Linked DNA regions of Homo sapiens: region 1 is linked to region 2. Evidence: read pairs that join two places in POLR2A ChIA-PET (ENCODE). Cell type or tissue: CD4-positive, alpha-beta T cell. All regions are shown on one strand. Each heading gives the region's core, and the rest is flanking DNA. Links, peaks and the distances in the headings are about the cores only. Region 1 overlaps JAML (junction adhesion molecule like). Region 2 overlaps SMIM35 (small integral membrane protein 35).

What was found. Peaks named below come from ENCODE experiments on the same cell type or tissue, not always from the same donor. Only the 100,000 strongest peaks of a DNase experiment are listed, where the experiment ranks them.
Region 1: POLR2A ChIA-PET joins it to region 2 with 8 read pairs; 2 of 35 experiments call an interaction of 5 or more read pairs at or near these places.

What each region holds. Positions count from the first base shown.
Region 1 is chr11:118,208,801-118,219,042 of GRCh38, reverse strand. JAML (junction adhesion molecule like) reads left to right here. Exons shown (of 10, transcript NM_001098526.2): 2 at 4,157-4,219; 3 at 6,482-6,636; 4 at 8,331-8,556. The coding sequence starts at 4,177. It also overlaps the pseudogene HSPE1P18. Among named protein-coding and RNA genes, the nearest start is that of JAML, 11 kb to the left of the region's middle. RefSeq lists a silencer at 6,475-6,769. In CD4-positive, alpha-beta T cell, for the core only: no CTCF peak of the experiment used is centred there; DNase peaks (open chromatin) are centred at 3,582 and 4,662; H3K27ac peaks cover 780 bases.
Region 2 is chr11:118,061,905-118,072,146 of GRCh38, reverse strand. All of the region lies in intron 1 of SMIM35 (small integral membrane protein 35), which reads left to right. It also overlaps the pseudogene RN7SL828P. Among named protein-coding and RNA genes, the nearest start is that of TMPRSS4, 10 kb to the left of the region's middle. RefSeq lists an enhancer at 7,054-7,555. In CD4-positive, alpha-beta T cell, for the core only: no CTCF peak of the experiment used is centred there; no DNase peak of the experiment used is centred there.

The DNA.
Region 1 (10,242 bases), core at 3,196-5,695, 150 kb before region 2:
AGAAGGACAGAAGGTATTTGCCAGAATTTATACTGTGAAAGAACCATGAGCTCAGGTCAAAATATTTGGCCAACAGATGAGATAACTTACTATGGAGAATTATCTCCAAACATCTGCTGAGGAGATAAATCAGTATCTGGAAAGAGAAGGAAGCAGTGTAGAAGTTGTGAATGTCAATGGTGTCTATTATCAAGGTGCTTAAGGTGCTTCTGAATGCTTTTGCTGGATTTTTTTTAAAACTGAAATTCATTTTATTCATCTACATATGCAACCAGAATTTTGTTATTCAGCTAAATATGTATATATAAAATTCAGAATTTGTGGGTGTTGGTGAATATATAGATAGGAATTTGCAAATATCTGTCAACTCACTAGGAAATTCAAACTTGAATAGTGTTCTTGGTAAATGTCCAAGGTGTTATGAACTCATTTGACAAGTAGTTACTGAGGATGTCCCCGTACCTCACACCATGCTGGCACTGGAAGTGTGGTGGCTCATGGGCATGGCTCTTGGCTTCATGGAGCTTATAGTCTTGGGGGTGGAGGTAGAGAGCAGGGTCTTAATTAAATGAGCACACAAATAAATAGATAATTAGACATAGTGGCCCATGCCCTAAAGGAAAGGTAGAGGTACTATTAAGACATGTGGCTGCCGGGCATAGCAGCTCACGCCTGTAGTCCCAGCCCTTTGGTAGGCTGAAGTGGGTGGATCACCTGAGGTGGGGAGTTTGAGACCAGCCTGGCCAACATGGTGAAACCCTGTCTCTACTAAAAGTACAAAATTAGCCAGGCATGGTGGCTCATGCCTGTAATCCCAGCTACTCAGGAGGCCGAGGCAGGAGAATCACTTGAACCCGAGAGGCGGAGGTTGCGGTGAGCTGAGATCGTGCCATTGCACTCCAGCCTGGGCAACAAGACTGAAACTCCATCTCAAAATAAAAAAAAAGACATGTGGCTTGGGGACCTGTCCTGGGATGAGTGGTTGAAGAGAGGTTTCCCGAGGAAATGATATTTAACTTGAGATGTGAGCGAGGAGCAGGTGTTAACTGGGTGAAGGCCTGAGCAAGGTGGATTGGTAGACCATTCAGTCAGGAGGAACAGATTAATCTTGTTTAGACAAATAAACTTCAGAAAAGCTTTGCTCTAAAATATTGATTACTTTCTCAAATGTGGAGGAAGAGCATAGTGTGGCAAAGACACAGGCTCGGATCCAGGATGGCTGGGTTTGAATCCTCGCTCTGCCACTTGCTCTGTGTTCTTAGGCAAGTCACATTGTCATTCTCTGCCTCATTTCCTCATCTGTAAAACCTCATGGGGTTGTTGTGAGGATTAAATGAGTTACTGTGTAAAGCACCCAGGGCCTGGCATTAACCTTCTCTGCTTTATTACACATCAACTACTGATTTCTAGTGTGCTGCTATATTAAGAAAAAGGTCTGATCTTTTAATATTGAAAACAAGGCCCGGTGATTTTCCCAAAGATCAAAGAGTTGGTTAAAGGAAGATCTGAGCCCAGAAGAGCATTTAAAAAAAACTTTTAGTAATTTTTCCGCTAAAATCATTGCTTCTGTCTTCACGGAGTTCTAGAGGTGCATCCGAGTATGTAGGACTGACAATGAGCGTTTTCCATTCATGATACTCATGTTTCTTAGCATTTGTTTGAAGATGGTTTGGATGTGGCTCTGAGTTACTCGGCTTTAGTGCCAAGATTCAGAATCTTTTTAGAGTCGCTGGCTTCCTCTTAGAATAGAGTGGAGCGGGGACTGCTGCAAGATGCCTTTAAGTTGATTTCAACTTAATGGTCACATTGTCAGCTATGAGCATTTATCCAGTATATGCCAGGCATTTTGCCGGTGCTGCCCCACGGTAACAGGACACACATCTAAATAAGGCACGTATGGTGCTGCCTTTTAGAGTCTGCAGACTTGAGTTGGTGGCAGACATATAAATTAGTCATTACTCCTCCATGCGGTTGGTGAGCTGCAGGGGGAATGTCCCACTGCTAAGTGCTGTTTTCTGGGCAGAGGAGGGAGCACAACCAACTCCCTGGGGAAGGCAACAGATGTCCCAGATGTGATGAACTTATGTTAGGACACACCATAAAGGAAGCCCCTTATGACCTTCATCCATGTATGTATGGGGCAAGGTGGGTGGCACGGAGCAGGAATGGGGTTTTGCTTATGTTGAGAGAGGTCTGTGTTTTCACTAGAGGTTCTTTTGTTTAGGGGAATCTATGTGACTCCTGATATATCTGGCTCAGTGTAATTATTATCCCCATTGTTACAACAAGGTTCAAAAATGGAAACTTAAGTTTCCTGTTCATTCTGATTCATCATTTGCCATTCTTAGAAAGGTAGAAGCTCAGAACCTGAAATCTCCCCTAAAGCTACAAACTCTGTTTCTGACTCTTATCTATATAAAGAATCTTCCATGGTAATGCTTCCTATTTTCAAAGCACTGTTATCTACGTTATACTATTAGATCCTTTCATTATCAATCCCTTTTAAAGGCAAGGAAACAGGTTCAGCAAGATCAGCTGACTTCTCTGTGTAAGTGGGACCTGAGGTAGGAACCTCCTTGAATAGCTTGACTCTGATTTTCCAGGTAGAGGATTTTGTTGATTGGAGAATACGATTAAGGAATGTCTTAAGTAATCAATTTTTTTTTTTTTTTTTGAGACAGAGTCTCGCTCTGTCGCCCAGGCTGGAGTGCAGTGGCGTGATCTCGGCTCACTGCAAGCTCCGCCTACCAGGTTCACGCCATTCTCCTGTCTCAGCCTCCCGTAGCTGGGATTACAGGCGGCCGCCACCATGCCCGGCTAATTTTTTGTATTTTTAGTAGAGATGGGGTTTCACCGTGTTAGCCAGGATGGTCTCGATCTCCTGACCTCGTTATCCGCCCGCCTTGGTCTCCCAAAGTGCTGGGATTACAGGTGTGAGCCACCAGGCCCGGCCAAGTAATCAATGTTTATTAATTAAAATGGCTACCGTATGTGCCAGATGTCCTAGCAGAGCTGGGTGGGGTACCTTGCTGTTAATGCAAAAAACATATCTTTCCTCTTAGCAGATTCTGAGGTGGAATCTCCCCAGCGGCAGGGTGGCCAGGGGTAAAGACCACGGCTGAGGCCAGGAGCAGTAGCAGGTGGGAACTCAAGACTGGTTGCACTGTAACTCCTGAGAGTCAGGGTTCTTCTGTTTAGCTAAGAAAATTTGGGGGTGTTTGGTAGAACAGTGAATCCTTTTCCAGGGGCTGGTAAATGCAATGAAATGAATACTACAGAGATAACATGCATATCAAACACATACTTTTGTCCAATGCACAGCCCAACTCTCATTCTAGCCACACTGCCCTGCCTTTAAAAAGTTAAAAAGAAAAATAAGATAAAAAGTGCACCATGGGCCAGGTGCAGTGGCCCACGCCTGTAATCCCAACACTTTGAGAGGCTGAGGTGGAGGATCACTGGAGCCCAGGAGTTTGAGACCAGCTTGGGCAACACAGTGAGACCTCTCTACTACTTAAAAAAAAAAAATAGCAAGTGTGGTGTAGCATGCCTGTAGTCTCGGCTACTCAGGAGGCTGAGACAGGAAGGTTGCTTGAGCCCTGGAGATCACGTCACTGCACCCCAGCCTGGGCAACAGAGTGAGAATCTGTTCCCTCCCCCAACCTCTTCCTCCCAAAAAAGTAGTAATTCTAATTTAGGTGGAGAGATGGGGAAAAATTTCAGGCTGGATATCCTATAATTTTTTGTTTGTGTGAAACATACAGGTAGTGGAAAATCTAGGGTTGTCATCTCAAGGGCATCCTGCAATCATTTGCTTTTTTTCTCTTGAAAAGCAACTTTCATCTAATCTTCCCTTATGGCCAATCTAAAGCAGCCCCCAAGTGACTCTTCAAACACTACTCTGTTTTGTTTCATCATAGCACTTATTGACATCTGGTATTTTCTTATTCATTCATTCATTTATTTGCTTCTTTTTTCTCCACCTCCCGCTGCATACAAACTGCAAATGAGCTGGGACCTCGTCTGTTTTTCTTGTTCAATGCTGCATACCAGTGTCTCAAACAGAGGCTGCTCCGTATAGTCCTTCACTATTGGTTTTTTAAATTAATGAGCTTCTCTTGACATGATTTTGTGATTTTTGTTCTTTTATCTTAAGATTTGAAAGTTGAGAGCAGCATGTTTTGCCCACTGAAACTCATCCTGCTGCCAGTGTTACTGGGTAAGTAGAAGCTAAGGGACTCCGTGGGGTATTTGATTTCTCCTGAGTTCTGTGCATTATTAAAAGCCAATTTTACATATTTTCGATTCCCTTGGGTTTGTTGAAGATGGAAACCCTAATGTGGAACTTCACAGTTTTGTTGAAGCAGCTGTTGTTGAAGCCAACTAGCTTATGGTTTCTTGGGAAGCTGAAGCTTCCTGTTTCCATTAGAAACAGAATGCATTTGGGTCCTAAAGGGTGTTCTGGGACCCTCTTACGTGACAAAGGGAAAGTTTCTCTGTGGCATTCCTGCACTTTAAATTGTTATCTTTAAAACCACAGTTCGCCTTGAATCAGGAACTGAAATTACCAAAGAGAGACCCAGAGCTGTTTTTCATACTGTGGCCATGTCAGCCTTCTTGTGGTTCCTCAAATGGACTGAGCTCTTTCCCAATTTATGGTGGTTTCCTTTGCCTGGAACCTTCCTCCCAGCACTTCAACCTAGCAAGCCCGCCCGATGCTTCCTTACCCTTCAGGTTTCCCCTTATGCTCCACTTCCTTCTGAGGAGCCTGACCTGGCCATCTCCTCAGACCAGATTGGTCTCCTGTTTATGCCTCCACCTAAGTGCTGAGCTTCTCGTTGCTCATCTCCACTGGTTTCTAGGTTTTCATCCTTTTCCCCCATGCCTTTTTCTTTATCCCATGGATGTAGTTCTGGAAGGAGAAGAAATTAATCAGGTGCTTTGCTCTCATAGCCTTTTCTTTTTCTCTTTATTATTATTTTTTGAACTTTGGACAGTAATTTAAACCCTGACTCAGCAAAGTATACAACAGGATTGCCTTTGCTCCTATTCCAGGCAATCCAGAGTGTGTACAAACATGCACACAGGCACGCACACCAAAATGGTGTTCATTAGATAATTTTTCTCAAAGAAGCAGGGTTATAATGATCTCAGAAGGTATTTAGACATTTTCCTAGAGGTCTGTGGAGCAGCCTGCAGGTTTTTGCCCTCCGATCCAGAGAGCTACCAGTCCAACCCCTGTATGTGGTGACTTGGTGGCACTGGGGGTTTTGTAGTTTTTTGTGGAGAGGTTTTCCTTTCTTGCAGAAAATCTCATCTTCTTCAGCTGTTTCTCTACCAAGATTGCCCTTCAAACATCAGTTTCTCTTTGCTTTGGTTGCTGTTGTTGCTTCCTAGCAGTCCTTCATTTAATTCTACACACAGTGTTCTTAATATTAAATTCGCTTATTACACTTTCAATCACACATGGAGCTGCTCAATTCTTCCTTACAGGAAAATTCCAAATATTTGTTGGAGCTAATTTTGATTTCTTTCAAAATAATTCCCTCTGAAGGGTTTAGAGTCGATGTTTTCTTTTGTGTCCTCCCTGCTGTGTGAGCCTACTGTTGGGGCAGGAAGTTAACTGTCTTCTCTCAGGGAAACAGCTTGGATGAAAAGACTGGCACATTTTCTGTTCATTCCCATCACTTGGCTCTTCTCTGATATGAACTGGGCAGCATCTAAATGTATCTTTCTTGATTTTGTTGTCTCTTTGCATAGAGCATATCTTGTGAAAACAGAAATATCCATGTAATGGTTTTTTCTTGTAGTGACCGCTCGAAATTGCTTGAGCAACATAGAGATAATGGGCAGGGGTCCCTGTGTGAAGCACCTAGAGGCTGGAAAGCTGATGGCAAAGCTGGAGGGGTGAGGCAGGGAGAGGATAAACACAGTGGAAATGCAGGAGGAAAGCTGTGCTCTGTGGTGGCCTAATTACAAGGACCTGCCCTACAGCCAGAATCAGCCAGCAAATGCTTTTGTAAAGGAACTAAAAGAAAGGGAAAAGAGGAAGTAAACAAAAGGTCCCTTTTCAGAGAGGGAACCAGTGGGAGATTTAAGAGCAAGGAACAACCCATTTCGTCGTTATGGTAAGTGGAGGTGAGTTTCTAAATTGATGATCAGAAAGGAGAGACTTCTGGGGTTTCCCTTATTTCTTTAGAAAGGTTGGGAGGAAGAATTCCAGAAAAGTGTAAGGGGCTGGATAGGAGGAGGGAGCCAGATAGCATTTATTGTAGTATGAAGATTGCAGAATCCTTCTGATGAGCCATATAGGTAACTAGAGGACAGGGATGCCATGCTGCCTTTGAACATGCCTCCGAGGACTTTGTCTATGTTGGATCATCCAGGGAGAGGGGTGTTTAGTACTCCATGATTGGAATTGATTTTTGTTGTTGAGAGTATTTGTCTAAATGATGTGTCCTCTTGCCTTTGACTTCTATAGATTATTCCTTGGGCCTGAATGACTTGAATGTTTCCCCGCCTGAGCTAACAGTCCATGTGGGTGATTCAGCTCTGATGGGATGTGTTTTCCAGAGCACAGAAGACAAATGTATATTCAAGATAGACTGGACTCTGTCACCAGGAGAGCACGCCAAGGTAACGCGGGGGAAACATCACTATGTAATAGAAGCCCCTGACTGCTGGTGTCAGGACAGAGTGGTGTAAGAGTCAGGCATCAGGTGCCACCAGGAGGTGTTGCAAGAGCCGGGGCTTTGGAGATTATCAGAACTGGGCCTCGTCCTAGCTCAGGAATTTGGTTATGTTATCAGCTGGGTAAGTAAGTTACTCAACCTTGCTGATCTTAGCTTCCTGAGCTGTGAAGAGGAAGGCAATTACAATAATGGTAATGCTTACCTTTCAAGTAGTTAAGGGGCTGATGGGAGACACAAACTTGAAATGAGAGGTTCCTTGTTCTTGCACATGAAATTCTTTGAGTTTCCTTCCTTTATCTCTACCCTTTGTTAAGTAGCAGAAGCAGGTGAGAGGGGTAAATTCCGAGGTTCTAGAAAGGAGAGCTCTGACCTAGGCATAAGAACTATACCACAATGATCTTTTTTGGGGTGGGGAGGAGGACAGATTCTTTCAGTGTTTCACTGCTCCATGTATGTGCTGGGGAATCATCATTTTCTCCTTTGTGGCTGCTTAAAGTGTTGGGATTAGCAGATGCAGCATGGTGGGCGAGGTTCTTTCATGGAGCTCTTTGGAGTGAGGAACAGTGTATTAAGCCTCATCAGACAGTCTGTATAGATACTCGTATATCAGGATCATTTGTGAAAAACATCCCAAGTAGTTTGTTACTAACAATAAAGTCCTAATGTTTGCAAACAAAATATTGTTTTTGTAGCTCAGAGCACATTCCCTGTTGTCCCTATAATGCTACTCTCATTCAAATTTTTATTGGCCTTTATTTTTATACGAGGGATAAACCCATAGTGTAAGTAGAAATAAGAATTTCTGCTGGGTGTGGTAACTCATGCCTGTAATCCCAGCACTTTGGGAGGCTGAGGCGGGGTGATCACTTGAGCTCAAGAGTTTGAGACCAGCATGGGCAACATGGCAAAACCCCATCTCTATAAAAAAACAAACACAAAAATTAGCTGGCTGCAGTGGCATGTACCTGTAGTCCCAGCTACTTGGGAGACTGAGGTGGGAGGATCACCTGAGCCTAGGAGGTTAAGGCTGCAGTGAGCTGTGATTGTGCCACTGCACTCCAGCCCGGGTGACAGAAGAAAACAATACAAAACCAAAACCAAAAACAAAAGAATTCCCCAGGGCCCAGCCTGGAACCATTCCCTGTGGATGACTCCTTTTGTGTTACGATACTGCTGCCGGGAGGAGGGTAGAAATGAGAAAAGTGGCAGCCAGCCGGCCATGCCTGGAATTCTTACGCCAACACCACCCACAGCACTAGTGAAAATAGATCATGCATTTGAATGCCATCTAATCCGGGGCTGTGGCAGAAAATAGGGTGAAAATGAGAGATGGTTTTCAAAAGTTGTAAGTTAAAAACCGTAGAGTGATCTTCAGAGTGGGTGCTATATTTTACCTTAAACTGTAAGAAATAAAATGTGGACTGCATTTCTCCATTTGTCTTTGTAGAAAGGGAGTTGCAGAGCTTGTGCAAGTTAGACTGTTGCCTGGCACATTATTTTTATTAACTGGGTACCAAATGCTTTTGGATCATGATCATGATGATAGCTCTGCTGCCCCCACATAACAGAGTCTTTGGGATCCAGGCTCCTCGGTCTGGCACCTCTTTTGATTGTCTCCAACACTGTTTTGCCCTTCAGGACGAATATGTGCTATACTATTACTCCAATCTCAGTGTGCCTATTGGGCGCTTCCAGAACCGCGTACACTTGATGGGGGACATCTTATGCAATGATGGCTCTCTCCTGCTCCAAGATGTGCAAGAGGCTGACCAGGGAACCTATATCTGTGAAATCCGCCTCAAAGGGGAGAGCCAGGTGTTCAAGAAGGCGGTGGTACTGCATGTGCTTCCAGAGGAGCCCAAAGGTACGCAAATGCTTACTTAAAGAGGGGCCAAGGGGCAAGAGCTTTCATGTGCAAGAGGCAAGGAAACTGATTATCTTGAGTAAATGCCAGCCTTTGGGCTAAGTACTTACCACAGAGTGAATCTTCAAAAAATGATCATAATTATTTCAGTCAATAAAAATAGAGTTATTTTATTAAATAAAATATTGATAATTATTGTATTATTACTTTAAACACACTTCCCCCTCACAAAAGCCCTGTGAAGGATGTTTTGTTCACATATATGTCCAAATATGTTTTGGACACATATTTATTAAATGGAATAAATAGTACTTGAACCCTGGCACCTCTGACAACAAAGTCCATGTTCTTTTTACTATGCCCTAATACCTTTCATCAGTTATCCACATTGATGCTACATCTGTATTTTATAGGTACCCTATGTTAGGTGATCTGGGGGATAGAAAAGAAATAAGCAGGCCAGGCTCAGTGGCTCATGCCTGTAATCCTAGCATTTTGGGAGGCTGAGGCAGCAGAACTGCCTGAGCCCCAGGGTTCAAGACTGCAGTGAGCTATGATGGCACCACTGCATTCTAGCCTGGGTGACAGAGCAAGACTCTGTCTAAAATAAAAAAAGAGAAAAGAAAAGAAAAGAAAAAAAAAGAAAAAGTCTGGGTGTGATGGCTCATGCCTGTAATCCTAGCACTTTGGGAGCCCGAGGTGGGAGGATCACTTGAAGCCAGTTTGAGACTAGCTTGGGCAACATGGTGAGACCCTATGTCTAAAAAAAATAAAAAATAAAAAAAAAATAATAATAATAGCTGGGCATGATGGCACATGACTGTGGTGGTCTCAGGTACTGGGGAGACTGAGGTGAGAGGATCACTTGAGCCCAGGAGGTGGAGGTTGCAGTGAGCTGTGATCACACCACTGCCCTCCAGCCTGGGTGACAGAGCTGAGACCCTGTCTCTTAAAATAGAAAAAAGAAGAAAGGAGCAGATCTTTCTAACTCTTCTTTGCACTTTATTTTTCCATTTATAAGTGGAAGGAGTGGGTGGTTTTAAAATTTGTGCTCTGTAGAACCTTAAGCTCCAAAGAACATGAAGGGTAAGAGCGGGGCAGGGGTAGGACCCTAGGCTCCCACCTGCATTGCAACCAAAGTCCTTTTCCTTTTTCCTGTTGTATTCATTGGGCTGCCAGGTAAGATTTGGTCTGAATAAGGATTCTGCTGCTTGCAAGCAGTTTGAAAGGGAGAGTATAAGCTGTGGTGGCCCGAGTCATTTAGAAAGTTTTTTTCGCCTCTTTGACTGGGTATTAGTTGAAAGGAATGCAGCTGAGACTGTAACCAAAGGAGGCATTATGCTTCCAGAAAAATCTCAAAAGTATTGCAAGCAACTGTAGAAGCTGTTGTATTGGGCTCTAAAGGAAAGGGTGGAGAGATTCAACCAGTTAGCCCAAAAGCTGGAGATAAAATTCTTCCCCCAGAATCTAGAATATGGAGGCACCAAAGTAGTTCTGGACGACAGGGATAATTTCTTATTTAGAAATGGTGGCATTCTTGGAAAGTATATATACCGAAATAAATCACTATTGAAAAAGCCTCATGTGAAGACACTGATTCCACTGGAGTTCTGAAATCTTTCATTGTGTAAATAATTTCCATGTCTCTCTTTTATAATAAACTAATGATATCCAAACTAACGTTAG
Region 2 (10,242 bases), core at 3,767-6,266:
TATGTGCCTGGCCATCCATCCACCCATCCATCCAGCCAGCCAGCAAGTATTTTCTATGATGATATCAGACAATGTGGTTAGACACTGTGGTTGGGAAAAATAAAATATCTCCTGCCTTGAAGAGCTCAGTCTGCCCATATACTGCCCTTCCCTTCTAGGAGCTTCTGAGGGCAGCAAGCCCTGTAGATCCTTCCTGCTCAAGGTATGTGTGCCCATGGACCCAGCAATGCCACCAGTGCTGGAAGCTGGTTAGAAGTGCAGAATCTCAGCACGCCCCACTCTTATTCAGTCAGAGTCTGCATTCCAAGATCCCCAGGTGATTTGAATTCACCTTAAAGTTTGAGCAATGCTGTTCTAGGTCTCTTCCCACACTCAGGAGTGGGTAGAGGCTATTATTTCTGAAGTGAGCTGAATTCAGAGACTGGAGCTTGACATAGATGAACCCCTGAGGTTCCTTCCAGCCAGCAGAGCCTATGGTTCTTCCCTTTGAACCCAAGTAAATTGAGATCAGTTTCAGTGACTGGCTCATTTGTTCACATCTCTTCCAAGAAATTAGGTAGAGAAGGGCGCAGTGGGTGGGCATGAGCTGGCAACAGCCCAGGCTCACTCATACCAAGCAGCTCTGGAATGCAGCGTGGAGGGAACCCAGTGTCTTTTTTACAGGGGCCAACAGGAGGCACCTTGGCTCACTGTGAGGGGATGCAAAGCAGGCTCCCTGTTGATTCACTAGCTTTCTGGAAAGGATTTCTACTGCTTAGCAGTCCTTCTCCTAAGACATCATTTAGTCTCAGAGGCGGTTGAATTGAGCCTCAATTATCTGTACCAAAGAATCGAGGCAATTGAAAATCCCAAACCTGGATCCCAACCCTGAGCCCTAGTCACCTCTGTTCAGTGGGAGCTGACCTTCCTCTGGCCCCTGCCAGGATGAACAGGTGTTCCCTTCCACATGCCTGACTTGAGGGTAGGGGTGAGGGGAAGACAGGCATGAGTCTGACAGAATGGCAGGACGCATTTTCTTCAAATAAGCCACACACGGTAAGGAAATAGCTACCATATAATGTGCGCTCCCATGTGCCAGGCTCTTTTGCCTGTGGAAAGAAGTCTCATTGTCTCATTTTGTCTTTGCAGCCACCCTATAACGTGGGTGCTGCTATTACCTCCATTTCACAAGGGAGTAAACTGAGGCTCAGGCAGGGTTGAGATCCAGGTCGGTGTAACCCAGGATGCCTAGGCCTTTTGCCCTAGACCATGCATGGTGGGCCCTGCGTAGATCCTGGAGGGGGCCTACACTGGCTTCTGCAGCCCACTGGGGACCTCTGGGAAGGACTCAGGTTCCTGTAGCACCAGAGTCCTGCCTGGGTTTGCCTCGGTTCCGGTTTCCATATTGTCCGTGTAATTTGCCGGCAGTCTCAGTGAACATCCTGTTCACTCAGTCCTCTCCCCTTTAATTAGGCAATGAACTAATTTCAGATTATTTGTGAGTCCATCCCGTTTCTTTTCATCTGTCTCTCCAGGATACTCTTAATTTCACCCTGGGGCAGCCCAAGGGTTAGAAGACACAGGAAGGACAGTGGAGCTGGGACATACTGCTTTCCATCCTACATGCACTATAAACTCCAGACCATGAACATACAGTGTTTGACAGTGTTTTTAATAAGAATCTGTCTAGAGGCTGGGCACGGTGGCTCACGGCTGTAATCCGGGCACTTTGGGAGGCCGAGGCAGATGGATCACCTGAGGTCAGGAGTTCGAGACCAGCCTGGCCAACAGGGTGAAACCCCGTCTCTACTAAAAATACAAAAATTAGCTGGGCGTGGTGGTAGGTGCCTGTAATCCCAGTTACTGGGGAGCCCGAGGCAGGAGAATCACTTGAACCCGGGAGGCGGAGGCTGCAGTGAGCCGAGGTCGCACCATTGCACTCCAGCCTGGGCAATGAGTGAAACTCCACCTCAAAAAAAAGAAAAGGAAAAAAAAGAATCTGGCTAGAAAGTAAATGGTATAGATTTACTTTATCCCATTTGTTTTTCTCAGTATCCGGATAATGAACAACATATACTTGGAATGACCTCCGTGCATAGCTTTAAATCTTAGCTCTGTTGCCTCCCAGCTGTATTGCCTTGGTGAATGGCATGATCTCGACTCACTGCAACCTCCGCCTTCCTGGTTTGTGTGATTCTCCTGCCTCAACCTCCCGAGTGGCTGGGATTACAGGTGCCTGCCACCACCCCTGGCTAATTTTGTATTTTTAGCAGAGACGGGGTTTTGCCATGTTGACCAGGCTAGTCTCGAACTCCTGACCTCAGGTGATCCACCCGCCTCGGCTTTCCAAAGTGTTGGGATTACAGGCACGAGCCACCGCGCCTGGCCTTGTATGAACTTCTTTCTATCCTTTTATAGGGAACCAGCTCCCAAGATAACAGAATAATACATTCACTGTGCCCTCGTGGCCTAATACCCTCTCCTTAGGCCCTACCTCCCAACACTATTCATTGGAGATTAAGTTTCCGACACATGCTTTTGGGGACACACGCTGAAGCCATGGCAGTATTCTAACTAAAACAGTCTCTAAAGCATATATGAAGCCCCTGTACTGAGCTCCCTGGGAGATCTCTCCTTTATTTATATCTGTGGCACCAGCACAGTGACTGGCAAACGAAAGGTGTGTAAATGTTGGTAGAGTGACTTTGGTTTAAAACATAACTCCTGCCACAGAGGAAGATAATTCTGGCAGTAGTGTGGGGGCGAGGCAGGGAGAGGGGGTTAGAGACAGTGCCAATAGTTCAGGCAAGAGATGGAGAAGATCTTAATTAAGGCCTGGTCTACCGGCATGAAGACGAAGAAAAGGAAGACGAATATTATTTACTGACATTCTACTCTGTGTTGTGCATATATAAGATATCTAATAACCTTGCAAACAAAGTGTTGATGTTCCCATCTTACAGATGAGGGAACTGAGGGGGTGGCCCGATACCTCACAGCCTGTACTTGGCAGGCAGACCCAGAGCACAGGTGCAGTGTGGGATGCTGGGGTGCTGGCATTCACAGATGCTGCTGATGCAGAATAGAGAGGACTGACGGGGGGAAGACCTGGGGATGATTCAGTTTTCCATTAGGGTGATGAGTCAATGGTGGTCCGTTAACAAATGAGTTCTTTGGGTTGAACCTGTTGGAAGAGAGAATGCTTTTAGATCGTCGTGGTTAGGCCTTGCCAAATCCCACGGATGATAATGTATTGATAATGCTGGTGGCTCTGGCTTGACTGAGTGCTTCTGGCCACGGAGTGATGCGTGGGGAGAGACCACGGCTCCTGGATGCCGCTGGGCCTCTGTGGGGTGGCCGAGAATGCAGACACAGTGCCGCCAGGTGGTGGAAGGTCACTCCGCTACCCCGGGTTTCTCGCTTTTCCCAGTAGATTTCATCTGCAGCCTGAAAGGCCAGCAGGAAACAGCGCTGTGAGGTTCCACATGCAGGTACCATCCTGGCTCACCCTCCCTCAGCCTCCCTCCTTCATCCTTGCCCCAGCTCATTCCCCAGGCTGCCTGCAGAGGGGTGGGTTCAGGCTGAGAATGAAAGTTCTTGAAACTGAAATCTTTGGGCCCAGACTGTCTCTTGGCCTCACCCCCGTCTCTGTAAAAGCCTCTCCTTCATCCAACGTTTACGAGCGCCTCTAGTGTGCTGGACACTGAGGACACAAAGATGAATAAGGCGCTGTCCGCAGCTCTTTCACAGGCCGGGAGGGAGACTCGACACAGAGATCGTGCTGTCATCCTGTTGGCAAACTCTAAGAGGAAAGAGCACACAGAGCCGGAGGGCTCCCTCCCCGAGGAGGGAGCATTTGGATTGAGCTTACGGGGAGGAGCAGGACTTTGTCAGGTGGAAAACCAGGGGTGCAATGGGAGGAAGAGCATCCAGTCCAGAGAGGAGGCTGTGTGCGCTGGGGAAATGGTGACTGACCCACAGATACTGAGCATCCTTTCTGTGGCAGCTTGGTGCTGGGACCGGGGAGATGAATCATACATGGCTCCAGTTATGAGAAACTCTTGCAATAGACATTTTCTTTTGAAGGATCTGTACACAGGTAAGGAATTTGGACACAGACCTTATGTACTGGAAGCCCCTAAACTAGAGTTCTTGTACCCAGAAATTATGCAAGACAAACCATTGGGATAGCGAAAAAATAGAGAAACTTCTATTTCTGTGTATTTCTTAACTAAAAACAAAGAAAACAACTAAACTTTTCATATATATATATATATATATATATATATATATATATATATATATATGTTTGTTGTTGTTTTGTGGTTGTTTTTTGAGATGGAGTTTCACTCCTGTTGCCCAAGCTGGAGTGCAATGGCGTGATCTCGGCTCACTGCAACCTCCATCTCCCGGGTTCAAGCGATTCTCCCACCTCAGCCTCCCGAGAAGTTGAACTATAGGCGCACCACCACACCTGGCTAATTTTTTGTATTTTTAGTAGAGACGGGGTTTCACCATCTTGGCCAGGCTGGTCTTGAACTCCTGACCTCAGGTGATCCGCCTGCCTTGGTCTCCCAAAGTGCTGGGATTACAGGCATGAGTCACTGCACCCAGCCAATTTTTTTTTAAGAGACAGGGTATCGCTATGCTGCCCAGGCTGGAGTGCAGTGGCTATTCACAGGCATGATCCTACTACTGATCAGCACGGGAGTTTTGAGGTGCTCCATTTCCCACCTGGGCCAGTTCACCCTACCTTAGGCAACCAGGTGGCCCCCTGCTCCTAAGAGGTCACCATATTGATGCTGAACTTAGTGTGGACACCTGATGAGCATAGCAAACCGAGGCCCAGAACTCAAGTGAGGACTCAAATGATCTTCCTGCCTCAGCCTCCCGAGTAGCTGTGACTACAGGCACGTGCCACCGCACCTGGTGCATTTGTAATATTTAATGTACAGGTTGGCCTCGTGTCTGCACTTGGACCCTGTGTCAATGGCCCACATGTTGTGCGCATCTGCGAGGGTCTGAGGGGGTTAGCATATTGTGACATGTTTACACATGGTCTGTGAAGTGGATTTCTCGGTGATCTCATCTGGTTTTAACTAAATTAATCCTCACACAATGGACAAGGTATTTAGGAAATTTCCTGAAAAGATATCAGGGATTAAGAGAAGGATGCAGGCAAGCACAAGCAAATGGCCAGGCTCTTGCTCCCCTATTCGGAAGGGGCTCCCATTATCTTTCTATCTTGAGTGTAAAATTGTAACAATCTCATTTTACTTGATAGAAACTGGCAAAAAAAAAAATCCAGAATTATCAAGATAATGTTTTGATTTTTTTTTTTTTAAGTCAAGGTCTCACTCTGTCACCCAGGCTGGAGTGCAGTGGCAGGATCACGACTCACTGCAGTCTTGATCTCCTCAGTTCAAGTGATCCTTTTGCCTCCTGAGTAGCTGGGACTCAGGCATGCCACCATGCCCGGCTAAGATAATTTGAAGTATAGTCTCAAGTCTCCTGATGTTAGTACTACTCTGTCTTTCAGGGTGTATTATGCCTTCAGATATTGGCTAGTGATGGTAATGTATGTAAATATAATTTATACATAAATACATATATTAGAGATGTGTGCTAAAATTCTTTTGTTACTGACAGAGATCAAAGAACTTTGGAGACCACAGCTCTAGGTAATAAGGAGCCAGTAGGAGTTTAAGCAGGAGGATGACTTGTTTGTTTTTGTTTTATTTTGAAAGATCATTCTGGTAGCTGTGTGGATGGAGAGCCTGGGGTAGAGAGAATAGTAGGGAACTCATGCAGCGGTCCAGGTGAGAGATGAGATCCCAAACCCAGGGTAGGGCAGCCAGGAGGGCAGAGCAATTTCACATGCACGTTGGACTTGGTGACTGACTAGATTTGGAAAACAAGGGCGAAGAGATCCAATCCCGGGGTATTTCCAGGTGTCTGGGGGATTAGGCAAATAATAGTACCACCTACCAAGGTGGCAAACAGAGGTGGGTTTGGGGAGAAAGGTGAAGAGTCTGGGACTGAACAGTTTGAGTCAGAGGTGCCAGGGAGAGCCCTGGGTGGAGGTCGTACGTCCGGGGGGTCCTGTGGCTGGTTTGGGGCTGCAGCCCCCTCTTCCCCAGCAGGGCCCAGGTGAGCGAGCGGGCTGGGTCATGGTCATGATGAGTAAATCAGGCAGTAATGGTGTCCTCTGTCCAGACCTCCTGATTCTAGCCTGGTCACTGGGTGCTGCATCCCAGGTATCAGACCCTGATTGTTACCAGTGGAGGGTGTCCTGATTCTTTGTGCTTCGAACAAAGAATTGGACAAAACGCACAAAGCAAGAAAATAATGAAGCAACAAAAGCAGAGATTTAATGAAAACAAAAGCACACTCCACAGGGTGGGAGTGGGCTGAACAAGAAGCTCAAGGGACTGGGTACAGAATTTTCTGGGGCTTAAATACCCTCTAGAGGTTTCCCATTGATTACTTAGTGTACACCCTATGTAAATGAAGTAGAGGACCACAATCAGTCTGATTGGTTGTGGAGAGAGACCAACCAGAGATTGAAGTGAAGTTACAAAGTTACACCCTATGCAAATGTCTGATTCGCCTGTGGAAAGTGACCAGAGGCTAAAGTGAAGTTACAAAGTTATACTCCTATGCAAAAGAAAAGTTGGCCAGCGACGGAAGGTGTGAAAGTTGGGGTTTTCCTTTTGATTTAGTTCTAGGAAGTCAGTATGAATTGGCCTTAGGTTCCCTGCCTCCAGGCCCTATTCTCCTGCCTCATGATCACTCTCTATATTTCACTTTTGCAAAACCACTCAAAATGCAGGTACCCTGTCTTCCTCCTCCTGTGAGCCATCATGGACGTGACAAGGCTACCTCTTCACGGTGCTCTAGGCCAAAGCTTTGGGAAAGCCAGATTAGGCTGGGAGTGTCCTTGCTGTAATCGGATGCTGAGATAAGCAAAGTGAAATGCAGTGGAGAAGCAGGTGGGGCAGGGCAGGTTTGGGCGCTGTGCAGCTGCCTAGGCTGGGGAGGGACGGGTGTTTGACCACGCAGAAGGGCTCTACAGGGCCACGCTTTAGGACAGGAATATGCATTCTGGCCTTATCTGGTCATTTCTGAGTTGGGATATCTGGATCACTCCAGGGCAGGGTGTGCTTGACTCAGAGCCCACTCGGGGCTTGACCCAGAGAAGGCTAGCGTTTAATATTAGTGATGAAGGCTGGGCATGGTGGCTCACGCCTGTAATCCCAGCACAATTCCGCCAGGCGGGTATATCGCTTGAGTCTAGAAATATGAGACCAGCTTGGGTGATATAGCGAAACCCTATCTCTACTAAAAATTACAAAAAGTAGCCAGGCGTGGTGGCACATGCCTGTAGTCCCAGCTACTTGGGAGGCTGAGGTAGGAGGATGGCTCGGACCCGGGAAGTAGAGGTTGCAGTGAGCCAAGATCTTGCCACTGCACTCCAGCCTAGGCAACAAAGCGAGAACCTGTCTCAATAATAATAATAATAGTGATGAAAAAAACAACAAAAAATCTCCACCCCTGAAAAAACAGACAAATAACAATAACAAAAGCCAGGCACGATGGCACATGCCTGTAGTCCCAGCTACTCAGGAGGCTGAGGGAAGAGGATATCCTGAGCCCAGGAATTTGAAGCCAGCCTGGGCAACATAGGGAGATTTCTTCTCTTAAAAAGAAAACAAACAAAACCCTTTAGTATTAGTGATGACTCTGAGGATGACACCCAGAACCGCCAACCTGAACCTCCGGTGGGACCTTGGGGTCCATGTGGATGGGGAACACAGTGTATGAAATCAATGGCAGATTGGTGCCTATCTGATCTCCCATTTAAAATTTTTTCTTTGCAAGAGAAAAGAAGAGTGATATAGATTGGTGTGTTAGGAAAAAACTCAAACTCAATTTTCCCCTTGGTTCTCACGCCACAATCATCAACGCAATAGACTTCTGTGACCAAATGCCTGGGGGTTCTCCCCACACACCAGTAAGCAATCATTTCTGCAGCAGACACTGGCTGACACTTCGAGTCAACTCAATTCCCACACTATCTACCAGATAGCAACAGATCCTATGGTTGATGAGGGCTCAGTGCCACAAGACCGCAACTCCCTTCCCACCAGTTACAAATCTAGGCCTCTGGACCTTCTAGCCAATTGTTCTTCATTTGGGGTTCCCACAACTCCCTCATTTGCTGGAGTGACTCAGAGAACTTAGGAGAACACTTACCTTTACAGGTTTACTATAAAGGATATTACGAATGATACAGAAGAAGAGATACGTAGGGTGAGATATGGGGTAAGGGACACGGGGCTTTCATGCCCTCCCGAGTCGGGTCCCCTTCTGGAAACCTCCACCTGTTCAGCTACCTGTCCTTTTTTAGGCTTTTATGGAGACTTCGTTACATAAGCATGATTAATTAAGCCACGGGCCATTGGTGATCAACTTACCCTCCAGCCCCTCTCCCCTCCCCTAAGTTTAGGGGTGGGGCTTAAAACCCAACCTTCTAATCCTGCCTTGGGCTTTCTGGTGATCAGCCCCTGATCTACCTGAAGCCACCTAGGCCCTTCCAGGCCTCAGTCAGCTCATTAGCACACAAAAAGACAACCTTTGGAGTTTCTAAGGACTTTAGGAGTTGTATGCCAGGAAATGGGGCTGAGGACCAAATATATTTACCACAATAGGCAAAAAGATTCAACATGAAGAGGGTAAAGAAGATTTAGAAATAAAGACAGAAAAATGCAGACGAGAGAGACAGTAAACAGAAAGAGTAGAAAGGTAAGCAGAAAATCATCAACTGAAAGAAACAGAAAGAAGAGTAGAAGTGTTATAGGAAAGGGGTCCCCATCCAGACCCCAAGAGGGGGTTCTTGGATCTCACCCAAGAAAGAATTCAGGGCAAGTCTGCGGTGCAAAGGGAAAGCAAGTTTATTAAGAAACTAAAGGAATAAAAGAATGGCTACTCCATAGACAGAGCAGCCCCGAGGGCTGCTGGTTGCCTATTTTTATGGTTATTTCTTGATGATATGCTAAACAAGGGGTGGATTATTCATGCCTCTTCTTTTTAGACCAAATAGGATACCTTCCTGACTTTGCCATGGCATTTGTAAACCGTCTTGGCGCTGGTGGGAGTGCAGCAGTGAGGACGACCAGAGGTCACTCTTGTCGCCATCTTGGTCTTGGTGGGTTTTGGCCAGCTCCTTTACTGCAACCTGTTTTATCAGCAAGGTCTTTATGACCTGTATCATGTGTTGACCTCCTATCTCTTCCTGTGACTTAGAATACCTTAACTGTCTGGGAATGCAGCCCAGTAGGTTTCAGCCTTATTTTACCCAGCTCCTATTCAAGCTGGAATTGCTGTGATTCACATGCCTCTGACAGAATTAAGAGAGAGAGAAAATAAAAGAGGCAACAGAAAAACAGATGGAAGTCAACGAAGAGGCAGAAACTCAGAGACACAAAGAAGGCAAGGGTGCAGGGGTGTGGAGGGAGGGCCAGGAGAGGGTTGGGAGGGATGAAGCCCTTGTCCTGGGTTCCTTCTTTCCCCATCCACATGCCCTGTTCTCCGTTGCAAATGGAAGAAGCCAGAGCCCAAGTGAACCACCTGTCTCCATTGTTGACTCCCAGCTGGTCTTTGAGAAGCATCAGAGGCAGTTGTCACCTTTGCTTTGGCCGGGAAGGAGCCTTCCAGCAGGGCCTGGAGAGGAGCTGGGCTGGCCTGTGGTCTTGGCCCCTGTGAACTGAAGGGAAGCCTGACTTGATGTATTAGCTCAGGGGTGCCTCTCTTGACCCACTTTTGTTTGTTTGTTTTTGAGATGGAGTCTCGCTCTGTTGCCCAGGCTGGGGTGCAATGGCACAGTCTTGGCTCACTGCAACCTCCACCACCAGGGTTCAAGTGATTCTCCTGCCTCGGCCTCCCAAGTAGCTGGGATTACAGGCACTCACCACCACGCCCAGCTAATTTTTGTATTTTTGGTAGAGATGGGATTTCGCCATGTTGGCCAAGCTGGTCTTGAACTCCTGACCTCAGGTGATCCACCTGCCTTGGCCTCCTAAAGGGATGGGATTACAAGGATGAGCCACTGCACCTGGCCCCACTTTCATTTTTGATGAAACAAAATTGGAAGCTTAGTTGGTGGGAGGTCAAGGACCTTCCAATTCCAAGGGGAGACTGAGTTGTAATGAACTTGGACCGAGGCAGTTGGTGGGGTTCTGCCCCATGTGGTAGGTGGCATTG